5 separate regions of the Homo sapiens genome follow, and all the other regions are linked to region 5. A link is a contact called in ENCODE Hi-C or POLR2A ChIA-PET data. All regions are on one chromosome and are shown on one strand. The core of a region is the stretch at or near the end of the contact, and the rest is flanking DNA. Distances in the headings are between cores, read along the strand shown. Region 1 holds the start of REL-DT (REL divergent transcript). Region 2 holds the start of XPO1 (exportin 1). Region 3 holds the start of GFPT1 (glutamine--fructose-6-phosphate transaminase 1). Region 4 holds the start of APLF (aprataxin and PNKP like factor). Region 5 holds the start of ACTR2 (actin related protein 2).

Region 1 (3,253 bases), core at 176-2,675, 4.3 Mb after region 5:
CGTCAGATTAGGAACCTTGAGCTTTATCTCACAGTAAAAACTACATTTTTTTTTTTTTTAAATAGAGACAGGGTCTCCCTCTGTCGCCCAGGCTGGAGTGCAGGGGCGCGATCTCGGCTCACTGCAACCTCCACCTCCCAGGTTCAAGCGATTCTCCTGCCTCAGCTTCCCGAGTAGCTGGGATTACAGGCGCGCGCCACCACGCCCCGCTGATTTTTGTATTTTTAGTAGAGACGGGGTTTCACCATGTTTGCCAGGCTGGTCTCAAACTCCTGACCTCTGGTTATCCACCCGCCTCGGCCTCCCAAAGTGCTGGGAATACAGGCATGAGCCACCGCGCCCGGCCTACACTTGGTCGAAGCAACATTAACACTTAAAATACCACGGATTTTCTAATTCGTGTTAAAATACCACGGATGATTTTTAAAGCCGTGACACATTTTGTACAACTGTCAGTACAAGGGGGATCACCTCTTTGCATTTGATGAAATTAAACTAAAAAGGGGGAGAGAGCTTGCCCGAGGTCTGAAGGTTCCTCATTCCTGTTCTAAAACATAAAACCACCATCTTCAATACATATACATTTTTAATGAGAACTCTTCGTCCTCCTTTGGTTCGCTTATGACTTCCCTAATCCTAAAATCAAGTCGTTGGGAATTTCTAAGGTTCCTGCTATGACAACAGGATCGAATTACAGAGCGTGGCTTGGATTCTGCACGCAAACCCTGAAGCAGGTAACTTTTTTAAAAGCTGACAATTTTACCATATGAGATTTTAAAGACAGAACGCGCCCCAGCAAAAACTGAGCTCCCTAAACTCACTGCGGCAGGACCCCCTTCAGAAGAGCTCCTTTCCCCCGGCCCAGGCCCGCGCCCCATGAACACTCACCGGAGGCCATGGCTCCGCTCCCCGCACCTTCCCGCAGGCAGCTCCCAGCGTCCTGGCCGGAGGCGGCCGCAGTCAGTCAGTCAGGAGGCCGAGGGACCTCTGCCGGCGGGGCCCCCAGTCCCCCGACCACCCTAGAGGCCTCCTCCTTCTTCCCGCCCTCCGCTGGGTTTGCGGCTCACACCTTCCCAACCCCTGAATTCTTGCACCCCGGGTCACCCAGCGTCGCCGTCCACCGTACGGGAGCCAGGGGCAGGGGGCGGAGCGGGGAGAGCCGAGTGCTGGCCCAGCCGAGAGGCGAGCAGCCTGGCGGGAGGGGAATTTCCCGCGGCTGACGTAGGCCCGACGCAGCAACCCTCACCCGGAGGCGTGGGCGGGGCGACCTCGCGGCCGCCGCGCGCGCGACCGCCCCCAGCGCCCCGCCCCTGCCTGTCCCCGCGCACGCTCCCCGCCGGCCCCCACGCATACGCCCCCGGCGCTGCTGCGGCGGCTGGCTTGGGAGGGGGTCGAGGGAGCGGGAGCTTGGGGTGGGCTTCGGGAGCGCAGGGAACGGCGGGAGCCGGGAGGTGACGGCTAGCAGCGTGAGAAGGCCGCTGGCTCCTGAGAAATCCCCCTCCTCCAGGTTGTTCTTCCGAGTGTGGTTTAAAGTTCAGGAGCGGGCGGGAGGGTGCGGATGACGTAGAGAGGGCCGGCCGCTGGGGAGCTTTTGGGGGCGCGCGGGGCCGACTCTCCCGGCCTGGGAGGGCGACGGCCGGGGTTTTCGAGAGGTGGTTCCCCCTCTTCCCGACTTCGCACATGCAAATCTCCACCCCCGCGCCAGCGGCGGGACGTTGCGCCCTGTAGGGGGAAGTGGTGCTGCGGCGGGGGTCCTGTCTTCTTCTGTAATTCCTGTATTTGCATACGGGGACCCCCCCCCCGACTGATTTTTTTTCCTCCATCTAAATTGCGAGGGTACTGTGAACTTTACGTATTTTACCTACTGAAACCCGTTTAAACTCAAAAGGTCCGCACTTGGAGTTCGTTGTCTCATTAGGCAGTGCACTGAAGTTTAGTGGACACTATATCCTGAGATTTCACACAGATGCCAAGAAAGGCGGAAATGGAGCACACATTTAGTGCATTAAAGGACCTAGGATAACTTCGTTTCCTTCATTTGAATAGTACCTGCTATGCATCAGATAATGTCCATACTTAATCTATGACGTATTTATTATTCCTAACTTTATAGATGAAGTATTCGGGGTTCAGAGAAGTTACTTCAACATACAGTACTTCAGAATGCTGATAAAAGGCACAGTTTAAAGCCAGGGTTGTCTGACTCCAAAGCTCCATGCCCTTGCCCCTGTCCCTTACTAGTTAAAATTAGTACGGAGAGGTAATGGGGAATATCAGCCTGCCATACAAGTGCCCAAAACTGGGGGACCCATATGGGCAAATAATTTAAAATATCCTGCCAACCCCAAACTGTTCTTTCCACGAAATGCGCAATGTACAACAAAAGAATGAAACAGTTTTATTATTGGATATGTACTAAAACGTACCATGATGCACATCACAGGCAATCCACTGAAGAGAGTGCAAAGACCAAAAAAAAGGAAATCTCACCTTTTCATATGGTCAGGCACGTACAATCCATTACATACCTATTAATTGTCTTTATCCAAAGGAAAATAATGGGAAGTTATCTTGGAACCAAGAGCCAAGGCTTAAACCCTCCTAGAGACAGAAACATGGAGCACCATCCTTGATGTTCACATTTCCAAGAGATGGCTCCGAGGCCCGCAAGAAAGACCTTCTGAGGACGCAAAACTAGCAAGAGGCTTATTTAGCTTTTTAAAATATGTACATACATTTCAAAGAGACGGAAAACATTTTCAGTTCTCTGAAGGAATTTCAAAATGAAAAGTGACTGGGGGAGAGGAAAGTTCTGAGGAGGTGACATTTGAGCTGAGTCCTCAGTTTAAGAAAGAGCCGGCCAGGCGCAGTGGCTCATGCCTGTAATCCCAGCACTTTGGGAGGCTGAGGCAAGTGGATCACGAGGTTGGGAGTTCAAGACCAGTCTGGCCAAGATGGTGAAACCCCGTCTCTACTAAAAATACAAAAATTAGCCAGGCGTGGTGGCGGGCGCCTGTAACCCCAGCTACTCAGGAGGCTGAGGTAGAGAATTGCTTGAACCTGGGAGGCGGAGGTTGCGGTGAGCCGAGATCATGCCACTTGCACTCCAGCCTGGGCGACAGAGCGAGACTCCGTCTCAGAAAAAAAAAAAAAAAAAAAAAAAGGCCATTCACAGGGAGATTCAGGGAAAGAACATTCCAGCTGGGGGAACAGCAGGCAGCAGGTCCTTGAGATAGGAAAGAGCACAGTCAAG
Region 2 (3,059 bases), core at 465-2,964, 3.7 Mb after region 5:
TTTGTAAACTTCCCGTTACTTTCATCTCTAGATTGCTTATAATACCTTATACGATGTAAACTTTAAATCATCTCTACATTGCTTATAATGCCTTATACAATGTAAATGCTATGTAAATATACTGCATTGCGTTTTATTTTGTATTATTTTTATTGTTGTTGTTGTTTTTTAATGTTTTCCACCCAGGGCTGGTTGAAACTGAGGATGGGGAACCCAGGATACAGAGGGCCCACTGCACATCATATATCATACATAGTACATTATATATGTATTATATATGTATATAAAATGGCTTGATATTATTCATTTATGTAATGAATAAAAACTTAGGTCTGAAAATCATCCAAAATAATTCTGGTACATCTAAACATTGAGTTGTTGCGTTTTTCTTTATTGGAGGGGGAGTTAGAATAAGTGGTGCTTTGAGGTTAGCCATAGTCCATCGTGGATGAACATTTGCTAAAGAAAATTGTTATTAATTCAATAAATCATTTATCTACCTCTTGGTGGCACAAAGGGCCTAGTAAATTTTGGTGGGCTATTTGCTCTTAAGCAAAGAACAATCTGTAAAGCTGATTTGGAGGACGCTTGGGAACAAACGAGAGGCAACCACGTGAAAGGCAACGTGCATGTGACTTTCACAGAAAATACTATTTGATGATGATTTAGTACGTGAAGTGCAGCTAGGGTAAAAGGAAAATCTGAGTGTTGCAGATCAAGGGCACCAGGTGGGACGCAGTTGGCATGCAAGCTCAGCCAGCCAAAACATGCGCTGTCAAACCAATCACTTGGGATTACAATGTTTTGGTTTTCAGGAAAGGTTGCTTGTTGAAGCAGCCAAATTCCAGCCTGGAGAGACAGAGTTGAAATTTTAAGGAGACTTTCCCAAGAAGTATTTCGATATCTTTTCCGACACCCTGAGAAGATCACGAGGCGCCAAGAATGCACGCCCTGCGCCTCACCCCAACCCCTCTCTCAGCTACCTGGCCCCAAAACCAGGCCTCTAAAATGGATTAGAGAGGTCTGGGGCCTAAAATTGGCCTCGGAAGCGTTCTTTTTCCCTCTTTTCTCCACCCCTTCCAGAGTTCAAAACTGGGTGTGCCCTCCCTTTTCCGAACGCAGCCCCCATCCGAAGGGCGGATCCTGATTCCCGCGGGCTCAGGCCCCCGCAGGTTGGCGGGAGCCGGTGGGGGCGGGCCGGCCGAGTCCGGGGGAAGCAAAGAGAACGCTGCCGCGCGCCCCGATCAAACTCGCGCCGCCACCAGCTCACGAGCTGCGCCCCACCCTCTCCGTCACCGAAGAGGCCCAGCCAATGAGCGGGCGAGAAAGGCCGGGCCTGCGAACTAGGCACCGGGAGGGAGAGGGCCGCAGGGGGAAGGGAAGTCGAGAGCTCGAGGGCGGGCTGCTCTTGATTGACAGCTCGTTCGAACGAATCCTCCACGCGGCTTTCCTTCGCTCTCTTTTCTACTCATCCCTGCTCTTCGTCCCACCTCCTCCTCCTCCACCCCTCTCCTCTTGCCTTTCGACCCTCCCCACTTCCCCTCCCCCACTCTGCGGGCAAATCGCTGCTGAAAAGAGGTAGGGGCCGAAGCGGCGGGCTCGTGTGGAGCCGTGAGGCGGGATTGACTGGCGCTCGGGCCAATGAGAGATAGGCTCATGGCGCGGCTGTAGCTGGAACTGACCAATAGGAGGGCGGGCTGGGGGCGGAGGCCCAGGTTCCAAACGCTCCGCGGCGCCATGGGCTGAAAACTCAACCGAGATGGAATCTCCCAGTCTGAACCGGTTTCAACCGGTTCCGAGTTTGAGGCACTAGGAGGAGGGGGAGAAGCGGCTGCAGCGGCCGCGGCAGGAGCAGCGGGAGCTACAGCATCAGCAAGAGCAACAGTAGCTACAGCCCCGGCGGCGGTGCCTGTTCCAGTCTTTGCTGCTGCAGTCCGTGCAACCACCCAGAGGGGGAGGGGGGAACCACCAGTCGCTGAGGAACAAGAGAAGGGGGGAAAGTTTAGGCGAGCCTTGGGGGGGGGGGGGCCAGCGCCGGAGCCGCGTGAGAGAGGGAGCCGTGTTTTGGTAGGGGGGAGTCGGACTGCAACTGGCAGCAGAGCGTCTCCCCGGCCGTGTGGACTCTACACCCCCTACTCCTGCCGCTTCTGCTGCTGCCTGTGGCTGGAGGGTCCCCCTGGGGCTGAATCTTTGGGACTTGACCCCGTTCCCTCCCCCTTCCCTCACTCCCCAGCCGGGCGGGAGCATTTATTCCCCAGATTAATTCCCCTTTTGGGGGGGGGCGGGTGTGTGTGTGTGTGTGTGTGTGTGTGTGTGTTGGGGGAAGCGTCCCTGAAATAGTAAATATTATTGAGCTCTTTTTGCCCTTTTCCTGTCCGTTTTTTTAATTTCCTTTTTTGAGGTGGGAAAACTGAAACCCACCTTGATTCGTCCCCTCTCCCCCCTCCCCACCTTCCCTCGCCCTAATCCCCCAACGAGGAAGGAAGGAGCAGTTGGTTCAATCTCTGGGTAAGTCGACTGTGTCTTCGGGGCCGAGGGTCGGGCGGCGGCGCGGCCGGGCGGGCGGGAGGAGGCCGGCGTGGGGCGCGGCGGCGGCGGCCGCGGGAAGCGAGCCCGGGAGGCGGCGGGCGGGCCGGGGGCGCGGCGGGCCCACAGCGGAGCCTGCGATTGAATGGAGCCGCTTTTGCCGCTGGGGGATGGAGGCGGGGAGGCGGCCTCGGGAGGGGAGCGCTTGCTGGGTCATTCGCGTGTGCGGGTGGCGGTGGAGGAAGGCGAGGAGTGTGATAGTGAAGCGGGGCCCCGCGCGGGGTGGGAGGGGTTCCCCAGCCCCTGGGGCTGGGGAGAAGTTGGGGTGATTTCAGGAACATCTCTGTAAATTATTAGGAGTGGAAGTTTCCAGAAATATTTAGTGCAGCAGCATTGAAACGTCCGCCTGCATCACGTGGCCCCCTCGGTGGAGAGCTTGGGATGGGGGAGGGAGGGGCTGCCGACTCCCTGTTCCTCCAGCAAGGAAACTCGAAAGCTCTCCGGTTTTGCAGAGTGGCATGTGAAGTAGGAAA
Region 3 (3,329 bases), core at 117-2,616, 4.2 Mb before region 5:
TTTTACTTTGTGCTGTGGTCTAAAAGTGTTGGGTATGTAAAATCTAGTTCTAGCTTCAAGAAACTTACAGCCCAGTGGGAAAATACAGAAAATCATAAAATATCAAAGAATATTTCTTTACAGTGAGTAGCTCAAAGAGTAAGAGGTTAATGCATGTCTCCAAGTCTGTCTAGGGGGGATAAAAAAGGCTTTCCTGAAGAGGTAGCATCTAAACAGAGACGTGGTGGGGATTCTATGCAGAGTAACCAAAGTGTGCAAAAGATTTGAGAATCTTGGCCCAGTTGAGGAACTACCTGTTGAGCCTGTTGGGAGTGTATAGGGCTGGAAGGACGGCTAAGACCAGACACATGAACAGCAGTCAGCAGGCTAAGACCAGACACATGAACAGCAGTCAGCACTCCAGGAATTCTGTGTGCCATGTACGTTTTTGATACTACTCTACTCTAGAGCCATTATAGAGTTCTGATTACTCCACATTTGACTAAAGATACCATTTAAGGCTGTTTAAAGCAAATGCCCAGGTAATAAATTCTCAGAAACATCATCCCTCTCTAATCAAGTCTCTCTTGTCAGACATGGCGCATTAATTCATAGAATGAATCGTTCGTAAGTCAAACGCGCGGCTGTTAAAGCTAGGGAATTCCTAGCCGTCTCAGGTGGGTCATGGGAGGAGGTGGGCCAGCAGTTTCTTACGTCCAGGCTCATAGTCGGATAGTTGAGCCTTACATTCCTCCTCTACCCCTCCACAATAAACTGAGGGTTATGGAGGCAACGGATGCGGAGGGCTTTTAGGGGCCAAGCATATTACACAAGGAATTGAATTGCTTATTACCAGAGAGGCTGACCTTTGGGGCTTTACAGTCAAGAATTTTGTTATCTCTCTCCTCCCACCTCAACCTAATTCTTTGCAATTTTTTTCAGCCTTATGTTCCCCAGGATTCCCTTTTCATACTTCCTGCTTTTTTCCTCCTCTTTCCTCGCTTCGTGCAGTGCTGGCGCCTGGGGCCTGGGGCTGCACGGGGCACGCACCCGGGCTATTGCTTTGCTAACAATTCCATCCTTCTCTTTCCGTCATTCCCTGCCAGGTGCTGAGTTTCTCCCTCCCTCTCGGCTCGGTCCCTCCCGCGGCTCGCCCCGGGGCGGGCGTCTCCAGGAACTCCAGGCGGACGCGGCCACGAGCCACTGCCACGTCGCCGCCGCCAGCAGTCCAGCGCCTGCGTGGGCTCGGGGGGCGGGGCAGCGCTGGGAGGCGGGACTTGCGCGTGAGCGGCGCGTGAGCGGTTCAATGGAGCCTACGGGCGGCGGCGCGCTGCGCGCCGAGGGGCGGGGCCCGGCGGCGGTTGCTGGCGGAGCCCGGGAGGCGGAGAAGGCTGTCGTTGCCTTGGCCGTCGCATCCCCGAGGGAGTCGTGTCGGCGCCACCCCGGCCCCCGAGCCCGCAGATTGCCCACCGAAGCTCGTGTGTGCACCCCCGATCCCGCCAGCCACTCGCCCCTGGCCTCGCGGGCCGTGTCTCCGGCATCATGTGTGGTAAGGGGGCCGGGAGCGGGGGGCGTGTTGCCGGGTGGCGCTGGGGTGCGGTGCGGGTGCCGCTAAGGCCCAAGGCGACGGGCGGAAGCGGGAGTGTGGAGGGTGCGAAGTCTGGGTGATGGGCAAGGGGCGCCCAGTGGTGGCTGCGGGGGCGGGGGCCGGCATCCACGGGCGGGAGAGGGGGTGGCGGCCGGGAGAAAGGCACCTGAGAGGAAGGCGGGCCCCCTTTGCCGGGGGCTAGCGGGCGCCTTGGCGCGGAGAAGGAACCGAAAGGGGAGAGAAACGCCTTTATTGAAAAAGGAGGAGAGAGCTGAGGGAATTGAGGTGTGGAGGGGGTTGCCTTCAAAAGGGCCCACCAGGTGAGTGAGGAAACCTGTGGAACCTCGGGCGAGGTCTCTTGAACTTACCTTGCATTTTTCTAAAAATCTTTAAAAAAATATTTTACTTGTTTCTGGGGAGGCCCAATAGAAAACAGACCCTAGCTAGAGCCACGGTAGTGCCATTAAACGTGATACTTCCTGCCATCCCTTGTCTCAACAGAAACCATTGCTAATCAATAACTTGGTTCATGGGCTTAGACCTGATCCTCTGGTGGAAGAGGCCTTCAAATGTCTGTGGCGATAGGTTATACATAATTTATCATTTGCGTGTGCACCCATTAAAAATGCCAGCTCTGAAAAATATCAGTTATACCTTGGATGTATACCCCTTTAGAATACCAACTATGAAAAATATCATTTATCCCTTGCATGTGCATCCATTAAAAATACTAGCTATGGAAAGTTGAGCAAATATCTTTCCTAGAGCCTTAAAAAATTAAGGTTAGGCCCTTTTATTCCATGTTTTGAGAGTCGTTTATTATGACCTAAGTGTTAGTGAAAGAGACTTTGAGAATCGTGTCTGACATGACTGATATCTTCTAAAATTGGTGTTAATTTGGCTATTGCCAGTAAAAATAATTGTATTCTTACCTTTCTTATTGAAATTTACAACCGACTTTATCCCTGGAAGAAAGTACACTTTTTTTTTTTTTTTTTAAAGGGAAGTACCATTGTAAGAGAATTGAAAACTCTCTGGGAGACTTCTTATTTGCAGCCTTTTACACGAAGGAACTGAACAGGAGGTGGATTGTACTCGTTAGTGTATATATTTCCTGTATTTAACTTTATGCTCATTTCAGCTTCTGAAAATGAGGAGCAGGTTTAAATTTAGAGTAGATTAAAAAAAAACCCACATAAAAACAGAAACACCTATAAATAGCTTACTGAAATTATTAGAGTAGAGCTGACTTCAGAATCAGACTTTTGCAGTGTCTACTTAGTAGAATGGTTTTGCATTTAGTTTGGAGCTGTGAAGTAGTGAATTTGCAAACTGGTCAATCTCCAGTGTGCTTCATTTGGTAGTTAACTGTTCCTGAATGATGAGGGGTGTGCCTCATCAAGTACTCAACATTCTGGTTGCAGGTCATTTCATCATGTTCCAAGAAAAAAACGTAGTCAAAGTACTTACTGAAAAAAAAATAAATAAATAAATAAATCAGCGCTGGGCGTGGTGGCTCCCGCCTATAATCTCAGCACTTTGGGAGGCCGAGGCAGGTGGATCACCTGAGCTCAGGAGTTCAAGACTAGCCTGGCCAACGTGGTGAAACTCCATGTCTACTAAAAATACAAAATTAGCTGGGCGTGGTGGTACGCGCCTGTAATCCCAGCTACTCGGGAGGCTGAGGCAGGAGAATTGCTTGAACCCAGGAGGTGGAGGTTGCAGTGAGCCGGGATCGCGCCATTGTAATCCAGCCTGGGTA
Region 4 (3,413 bases), core at 59-2,558, 3.2 Mb before region 5:
CTCTGGAAGTTAACCAGGACAACAGTACACACTCCTTACTCCTTGGTGTTAGCTCACTGACACAGGTGTCTCCCCGGTCCCAAGAGAAAACTCCTAAAGGGTAGGGACCCATGTTCCATTCATCTTTGTATGCCCCACAGTGCTAGAATCTGCAAAATGTTCTACACAGTGAGCACCAAACAAGAAATGTTGAATGTTAAAGAACAAAATAGAAAACTAGATGTACTTAAGAGATCTATAGAATTCCAGAATGCAATATGCAAATGTTCTTATTCCTAAACCTCTCCCAAAGAAGGTAGAGAATATTTAGCTTTGTGGCATTATGTGTCCAAAAGCTTATGTATGGACTTTAAATAATGTATGTATGGCTCAATTTTCTCATCTGAACAATGAGGATAATAAAAATAGCTAACTGATACGGTCTTGAGACAGTTAAAGATGTTGGTATAGGTAATGTCTCCTTAGACCAATGACACGAACGCTATACACATTACTTATGAAGGGTTAGCTACTCATTTTACTGGAAATAATAAATAATATAAATAAATAAGGTCCACACAGCTCTGCAAAGGAGACCAAAGGTTAAAAGAAATTAGCCTAGAAGACGTAATATCACAGTTTGGCAAACTTTTCTGTAAAGGACCAGACACTACTGTAAATATTTTAGGCTTTACAAGACAAGCCGCAATACCCTCAACCCTTGGAGCAACTATTCCCCCTGAAAAATTAGTAGATTTTTTGTTTACATTTTACATTTCAGAATTTAAGAATCATTCTTAGTTCATGGGGCCATACAAACATAGGCTGGATTTGGCCCCCAGGCACTAGTTTGCCAATCCCTGGATAAGATAATAATGGTAATACAGTCAGTGTTTTAAAAGCAACATAAAGAAATGTTTGTGAATTGGCTTAAAGGTAACTGAAAAACGTGCGGCCCCAAACTTCTAAAATCCGGACCGGCGGACCAGTGCGGTGGGGAAACCGGCCAGGACTAGGGCCGGTCTTCAGGAGCCGGCGCGGAACTCCACGGCTCTCGGGGTCCGCTAAGCCCCCGCCCACACTTACTCCCAGCAGCGGCCCGCGGCCGATCACCGTCTCCCCGGGCGCCAGGGCCACCCGGGGACCGCCGTCCCGCGGCTGCAGCTCGAAGCCCCCGGACATGGCGGGCAAGGATTAGGCCCCTTCGCCAGGAGACTGGCCCCTCCGCTGTTTCCGCCCTCCACAGACACGCGCGGGGCAAGCCCACGCCCTGGGAAAAAACACCGAGGGAGGGCCTCAAAGGCTCCCCGCGGCTGCGCCGGTCCTCTCAGAGCCCGGCCCCAGCGCAGCTTCACGAGTCCCGCCCCTCCACGCCTACTAATGACGCAACCGGGGATTCCCCAGTCTCGCCGCCTCAAAACTACTGTTTAAAAACCCCGGCTTATTCCCCAACACCCTTTTCACCTCCCTCCCATCTTGGAGGACGCCGGGCCTTGTAGTCCTGGTGGCTTTCTTCACTTCCTTTCCCGAGCGGAGACGCCCTGGAAAAAACTACCAATCCCCAAAGGCACTGCGCGCCCCTCTCGGCGCCTGCGCGAGTTCTGAGCAGGGCGGGACTCAGGTGGGCGGGATGCGAAGAGCTATGGGGAAGGATTCGAATTCCGGTGGATTTAAATCGCGGGAGGAGAAGCTACCGCGGCCTAGTAGGTAGAAGGGTCTTCCGTTCCCGTTGGCTTAGGTGTCTACGCTCCCGGGGACGCGGCCTGGACGCAAGCTCAGCCTTCCCTCCGCGGCCTGGAGCCGCAGTGACAGTCAACGCTGACGGTTGTTGTCACTTGTCAGTGCCCTGTGTTCTTGGGTTCCAGCAGCTGCAACCCGCGCGGGACACAAGGAGGGTGGCTCAGACGGGACGTGGGGTGATTAGCCCTGACCCGCGGGATTTGGACGGAGTGGGGCTCCCCGCCCCTCCGACTGCGCTGCCGCCGATCTATCCCTCCGAATGATAGTTGAAAGGGGGACGAGCTTTTACTTCACTTGAGAGAGAATTCAGGAAAGCTCAGTTCATAAAGGAGAAAGGGCAGAAGAGGGGTCGTTTCCAGGCATCCAGGCGAACCTGGACGTAGAAGAAAGATTCCTAGTGGGATTTTAGAAACTCGCAAAGGTATCCCCTGCTGTGAAATTCAAAAGCCTTCATTCCCGTTACAGGAATTCCACAAGGGGACGCATTTTATTCTCCCAGTAAGATCCTGGGAGAAGTGGATAAACACACTGTAACGTTTAAATGCACTGTAACGTTTTCCTAATGTGAGATTCTTTTCAAGAACGTTGTGGTTTGGCTTTGGTTTGTATTGGTGGTGGGAGGGGCCAAGGTGCATGGCAAAAACTTGCTCTTGACTCACCCGTTTTTACGTTTGCTTTCTTACTTCTCCTAACCCTCAAGAAGAAGACCTCTGTTGAACACAGACTGCAGTTCCAGCCACCACAGCTAATCTGGATCATGAATGGGAGCCACCGTGGTCTTGGCAAGTCCGAAAACATAGCTGAGTAGCTCGTCTAGAAAAGAGATTTGTGTTCAGCTGAGTTAAAAGAAGTATTTACCTCAAACCTCTCCTCTTGCACAACCAACCCCCGTTATAAAAGGAAGTGCAAAATGGAATAAACTGATTTTAAGTGAATACAAGCTGTCTTTATATACAAAAGTAACTCAAGGATGGTGATGTACCCAGTCATGCTTTCAACTGATTTGGGAAGCCTACACCATTCACCTTAGGTAAATTAGCTGAAACTGAGCTTTAAATCTGGGCTTCAAAGAGTCACATACTGTACCTAGCTGAGTTCTAAACATTGTTTACAGTTGTCACTCACTGTTGCTTGATGTCTTCAGTGACTATTATCCTTAGCTTGTAATTATGCATGTAGGATAGCTTCAAGGGGCCATTTCTAAAACACTACTCTTATGACTGAGTTGAATATTTGAGACTTTGTTTCATAATCCAGATCTCATCTTCTTGTCCATTTCAGATAGTAGTTGTGTCAAATGTAAGCACCTACCTACCTATAAGATACAAGTAGATAAAATTCTTATATAAACAACTAGAAGTCCAGCAAGTTTATGATTAAGTCACAAATTGCAAATTAATGATGAGGCATCAGTTCCCATGTACAACAAGTATTCAGGAGTTTAATAGGATTGACTCATATACATTTTCAAAGGTACAAAAGTACCGGGTATGGTGGCTCATACCTGTCATCCCAGCACTCTGGGAGGCTGAGGCAGAAGGATTGCTTGAGGACAAGAGTTCAAGACCAGCCTGGACAACATAGCAAGAACCATTTCTCCGTAAAACAGTTTTTGGTTTTCTGTTTTTTTTTTTTTCTTTTTTTTTTTTTTAAAGAGGGGCGGGGTACGCTGAGTCAAGAGAATCGCTTGAGGC
Region 5 (3,550 bases), core at 262-2,761:
CTTTTCCCCCTCAACAATTCAGATTCCAAAGTGTTTTGTTCAAGTAAAATGAACTTTAATTCATACATCATATTTATGGGAGGGAGGGGAGAAAACTCACAAAATGTTGCAACATCAAAATGGTTAGAAATCACTATAGAAGTCATCCAGAATAAATAATATTTCCATCTTCTAATTTGCTGACTTTGCTACCCAAAATACATTTTTTTTTAATCTGGCAAGAGGGAGGTCTGAATGAAACAATTTTTTTTTTTTATAATTGAGACGGAGTTTCACTCTTGTCGCCCAGGCTGGAGTGCAGTGGCGCAATCTCGGCTCACTGCAACCTCCGCTTCCTGGCTTCAAGGGATTCTCCTGCCTCAGCCTCCCAAGTAGCTGGGATTACAGGCAAGCACCACCACGGCCGGCTAATTTTTGTATTTTTAGTAGAGACCGGGGTTTCACCACGTTGGCTGGGCTGGTCTCGAACTCCTAACCTCTGGTGATCTGCCCGCCTGGGCCTCCCAAAGTGCTGGGATTACAGAAACAATTTTCAAATAGTTTCTAAATCAGTGCTTTAGTCAGATTTTACAATTTTTGAATCTTAAAGGCTAACATTACCTGTATACTGAAACGAAGGGAAAAAAGGGGGCTGGGGGTGGGATAATCAACACTAATTAACTTCCCCTAAGGCTAGTGGAATTAACACTTGAGTCTTGCGGGATCCTAGGTCACCCAAAACCACTCAATGGAACATGCTGGTCTCCGTGGGCCTACTCCTGGGCCAAATACTAGTATGTAAAACAAAAAGTGAACGATGCGCTGCCGATCTGGACCCCTTCCCTCGAAAAAACTAATAAAAAGCCCAACAAACACAGCGAAAGGGCTGAGGTCCACACTCCATGACAGCACTTCCCTTTTTTTTTTTTTTTTTTTAAGTAAACCCGCTTCCTGCTTCTCGTTTGGTGTATCTTCAACTATACAGGAAGAGGAAGGCCTCTAGGTCTTTCTCCTTTTTACAAACCGGTGGCCCTGGGGAAAAGAGCCCTTCTCGGAACACACAAACCGAGCCTTTTACGCTTCCGTCCGCTTTAGCCCAATTGCCCCCGCATTAGCGCGGAGCAGGTCCCTGCCGGGCGGTCAGTAGGCTCCATGTCCAGTGCCGGTCTCGCCCGCCGCCCCCACCCGGAAGGGTGAGGGGGTGGCAGGCTAAATGGGTGGCAGGCTCAAGGGAGACCAGGGAACGGCCGGCTCGCTCCCACGCCCGCGGAGGTGGGAGGCACCGCCCCGCGCCCCTTCGCCCCGAGGGCCCGGAGGTGCAGCCCTGGGGGCCGAGGGCCCGTGCGCCAGCTGCTCGTCCCCGCCGGCGTCTGTGGCCGCCAAGGCCTCCTCGCGCGGCCCTTACCCCGGTGCCGTTGTCGCACACCACCACCTTCCTGCCCTGGCTGTCCATCGTCCGCCCAGGGAAGAGCCGCTGCAGCCGCACAACCTACAGCCACCGCCGCCCGGCCGTTTTCTCTTCTTCCTCTTGCGTCTTCCCGGCCCCTCCTTCGGCCCAACTTTTTTCCCCCGACCGGAAGCCGCCGCCGGGCTCCGCCCGTCATTTAGCTGAATGCCTGCACGAAAAGGGTGGGACGGGCAGGCAGCGCGACTGGCAGCGGTGAGCTCCAATAAAAGATGGAGGAGCGTCGAGGCCCCTCCCGCAGCTCCGCTTCCGGCTCGGCTGTCACGGTCGCTGCCCACCCGGGTTCTTCGCTGCTTCTAGTTCCGGGCGCTTTGCCGGGCGTTAATGGCGGCCAACATCGCCGGTGCTGCGGCTTTCTCCCTAAAGTGTCACAGGAGCTAAGGGCGCTGCTTAACGAACTGCAGAAGACGCAGGCAGGTGAAGGACACCGGTTCTGCTGCGGCAGTGGAATGTGGCGGAGAAGCTGGCGGGTAGGGCGGGGAGCAAGCCTGGAGGTCCTGGCGGACCCCACCATTCGACAGGGCTTGGTGTGTTATTGCTTCTAGGCCTTTTCAGCGGACAGAACTGGGATGGATACACACATGCTTATTTGAAATCATGCGTTTGTTCCATACTCCAATGTCAGCCCACCCCTTCTTTGCCCAAGTTGCTCTATGGTCAAGTGAGCGAGAGCAGGTGCCTGCATTTCCAGCCTCGTGGCTCACCGCCTCCTTCCAGTAGTCCCATGTTGCTTCACACCTCTTAAGTACATGTACTTCTGTGAACCCAGAGCCTTGGCTTTGAAATCAGACAACCCCAGTTTCAAACGTGGCGCTGCCACTCACGAGTTTTGTGATTTTGGCATACCCCTGTCTGCATGGGGATAATAACTTCTATCTCCATAGGTGTGGTGAGGATAAAAGTCTATGCATGGAGGAAATGTTCATTCAGTGGTAGCTATTTCTAATTCTGTTCTTCTGGACCTATGATTCTATCTACGATGCCTCATTTTTTTTCCTTTTTAATCAATTGGCAAACTTGTGCTCTGAGACCCAGCTTGTTACATCTCTGATGACAGCTGATATCCTCAGGATATTCCGTACTTCCTTTCTCCCTATTACTTTACTATGAATATATGAATAACATTGTGCTTATTGCATGCAACAAATATTTATTAGATGAATGACATTAAAATTCACCTTTAAAATGCCATCCTTTATGAGAGGTGAGAAATAGAACTTTTCCTTCGACATGGCTGTACATGTTCAACAACTAGAATAAAACAGTCATCATGAACCCTCAATCCAGTATTCTTTTTATAATATAGCTGCCTGTCAGTTTTCACTGTTCTTTTATTAGACCAGTGATTTTCAAACCTTTTTAAAGGCATACAGTGCTTTATTCAAATCTAATCTTATATGGAACCCTCAACACATAAATATTAAGATAAAAATAAAGCTGCCATTGTTGCAATTAGAAGTTTGAGAGGTTAGAATAGGTAGGAAGTCTCGGAGGAACATTTCTTCGTTTTACCTGCTTTAACAGTCAGAGAAGTACCTCAGCCAGCAGAAAAATTTATTTGTTCATAAATTCCTTGAGTATAGAGTCCGTATCTTATTTTTGTGGCCTCCAATGCTAGTGCTGTGCAGTTTTCTTGAAAGTGCATTTTATTGGTCTCAGCAAATTGAACTCAAGCATTTCTGTGTTCTTTTACTTTTCCTCTTTGTGGAATTAAGGGGATTGCTAATTTGTATTTTTAAAGAAAGAACATTATTCCGGGCGCGGTGGCTCACGCCTGTAATCCCAGCACTTGGGGAGGCCAAGGAGGGCAAATCACCTGAGATCAGGAGTTCAAGACAAGGCTGACCAACATGGCAAAACCCCGTCTCTACTAAAAATACAAAAATTAGCTGGGCGTGTTGGCACGCGCCTGTAATCCCAGCCACTCAGGAAGCTGAGGCAGGAGAATCGCTTGAACCCGGGAAGCAGAGGTTGCAGTGACAGAGATCGTGCCACTGCACTCCAGCCTGGTGAGAGCAAGACTCTGTCTCAAAAAAAAAAAAAAAAAATTGGCAAGTTTGGCCCTAAAATTTATATGAAATGAAAAGGAACCAGAATAAAAGGATT

What was found. A loop is a pair of places that touch in the nucleus more often than their neighbours do. ChIA-PET counts read pairs that join two places held with the same protein, here RNA polymerase II (POLR2A). Pooled maps may share reads with other maps.
Region 1: a loop to region 5 is called in a pooled map, with 20 times the contacts of the local background. The contact joins the promoter of REL-DT here to the promoter of ACTR2 in region 5. A Hi-C loop is called at or near these places in 6 of 50 pooled maps.
Region 2: a map of CD4-positive, alpha-beta T cell shows a loop between it and region 5 (14-fold over the local background). The contact joins the promoter of XPO1 here to the promoter of ACTR2 in region 5. A Hi-C loop is called at or near these places in 2 of 168 maps with a recorded cell type or tissue (CD4-positive, alpha-beta T cell and naive thymus-derived CD4-positive, alpha-beta T cell) and 11 of 50 pooled maps. POLR2A ChIA-PET finds 5 or more read pairs at or near these places in 5 of 52 experiments (CD4-positive, alpha-beta T cell, T-cell, activated B cell and 2 more).
Region 3: a loop to region 5 is called in a pooled map, with 13 times the contacts of the local background. The contact joins the promoter of GFPT1 here to the promoter of ACTR2 in region 5. A Hi-C loop is called at or near these places in 6 of 50 pooled maps. POLR2A ChIA-PET finds 5 or more read pairs at or near these places in 2 of 52 experiments (AG04449 and WTC11).
Region 4: a pooled map shows a loop between it and region 5 (15-fold over the local background). The contact joins the promoter of APLF here to the promoter of ACTR2 in region 5. A Hi-C loop is called at or near these places in 8 of 50 pooled maps. POLR2A ChIA-PET finds 5 or more read pairs at or near these places in 2 of 52 experiments (PC-9 and WTC11).

The regions. Positions count from the first base shown.
Region 1 is chr2:60,879,486-60,882,738 of GRCh38, reverse strand. REL-DT (REL divergent transcript) reads left to right here and starts at 1,425. Exons shown (of 3, transcript NR_033980.1): 1 at 1,425-1,507. REL (REL proto-oncogene, NF-kB subunit) reads right to left here and starts at 1,165. Exons shown (of 10, transcript NM_001291746.2): 1 at 889-1,165. The coding sequence starts at 898. RefSeq lists an enhancer at 753-1,422 and a silencer at 1,031-1,570.
Region 2 is chr2:61,537,011-61,540,069 of GRCh38, reverse strand. XPO1 (exportin 1) reads left to right here and starts at 1,714. Exons shown (of 25, transcript NM_003400.4): 1 at 1,714-2,508. RefSeq lists enhancers at 372-1,161, 1,730-1,989 and a silencer at 1,100-1,239.
Region 3 is chr2:69,385,264-69,388,592 of GRCh38, reverse strand. It overlaps GFPT1 (glutamine--fructose-6-phosphate transaminase 1), which reads left to right and starts at 1,366. Exons shown (of 20, transcript NM_001244710.2): 1 at 1,366-1,528. The coding sequence starts at 1,522. RefSeq lists silencers at 947-1,056, 1,117-1,786 and an enhancer at 1,015-1,574.
Region 4 is chr2:68,465,480-68,468,892 of GRCh38, reverse strand. APLF (aprataxin and PNKP like factor) reads right to left here and starts at 1,308. Exons shown (of 10, transcript NM_173545.3): 1 at 1,066-1,308. The coding sequence starts at 1,161. It overlaps FBXO48 (F-box protein 48), which reads left to right and starts at 1,599. Exons shown (of 4, transcript NM_001024680.3): 1 at 1,599-1,682; 2 at 2,423-2,749. RefSeq lists a silencer at 1,024-1,233 and enhancers at 575-1,469, 1,470-2,365, 2,459-2,518.
Region 5 is chr2:65,225,792-65,229,341 of GRCh38, reverse strand. It overlaps ACTR2 (actin related protein 2), which reads right to left and starts at 1,511. Exons shown (of 9, transcript NM_005722.4): 1 at 1,385-1,511. The coding sequence starts at 1,432. LOC124907779 (a long non-coding RNA gene) reads left to right here and starts at 1,743. Exons shown (of 2, transcript XR_007086461.1): 1 at 1,743-1,861. RefSeq lists enhancers at 580-669, 742-1,630, 1,631-2,520 and a silencer at 1,170-1,359.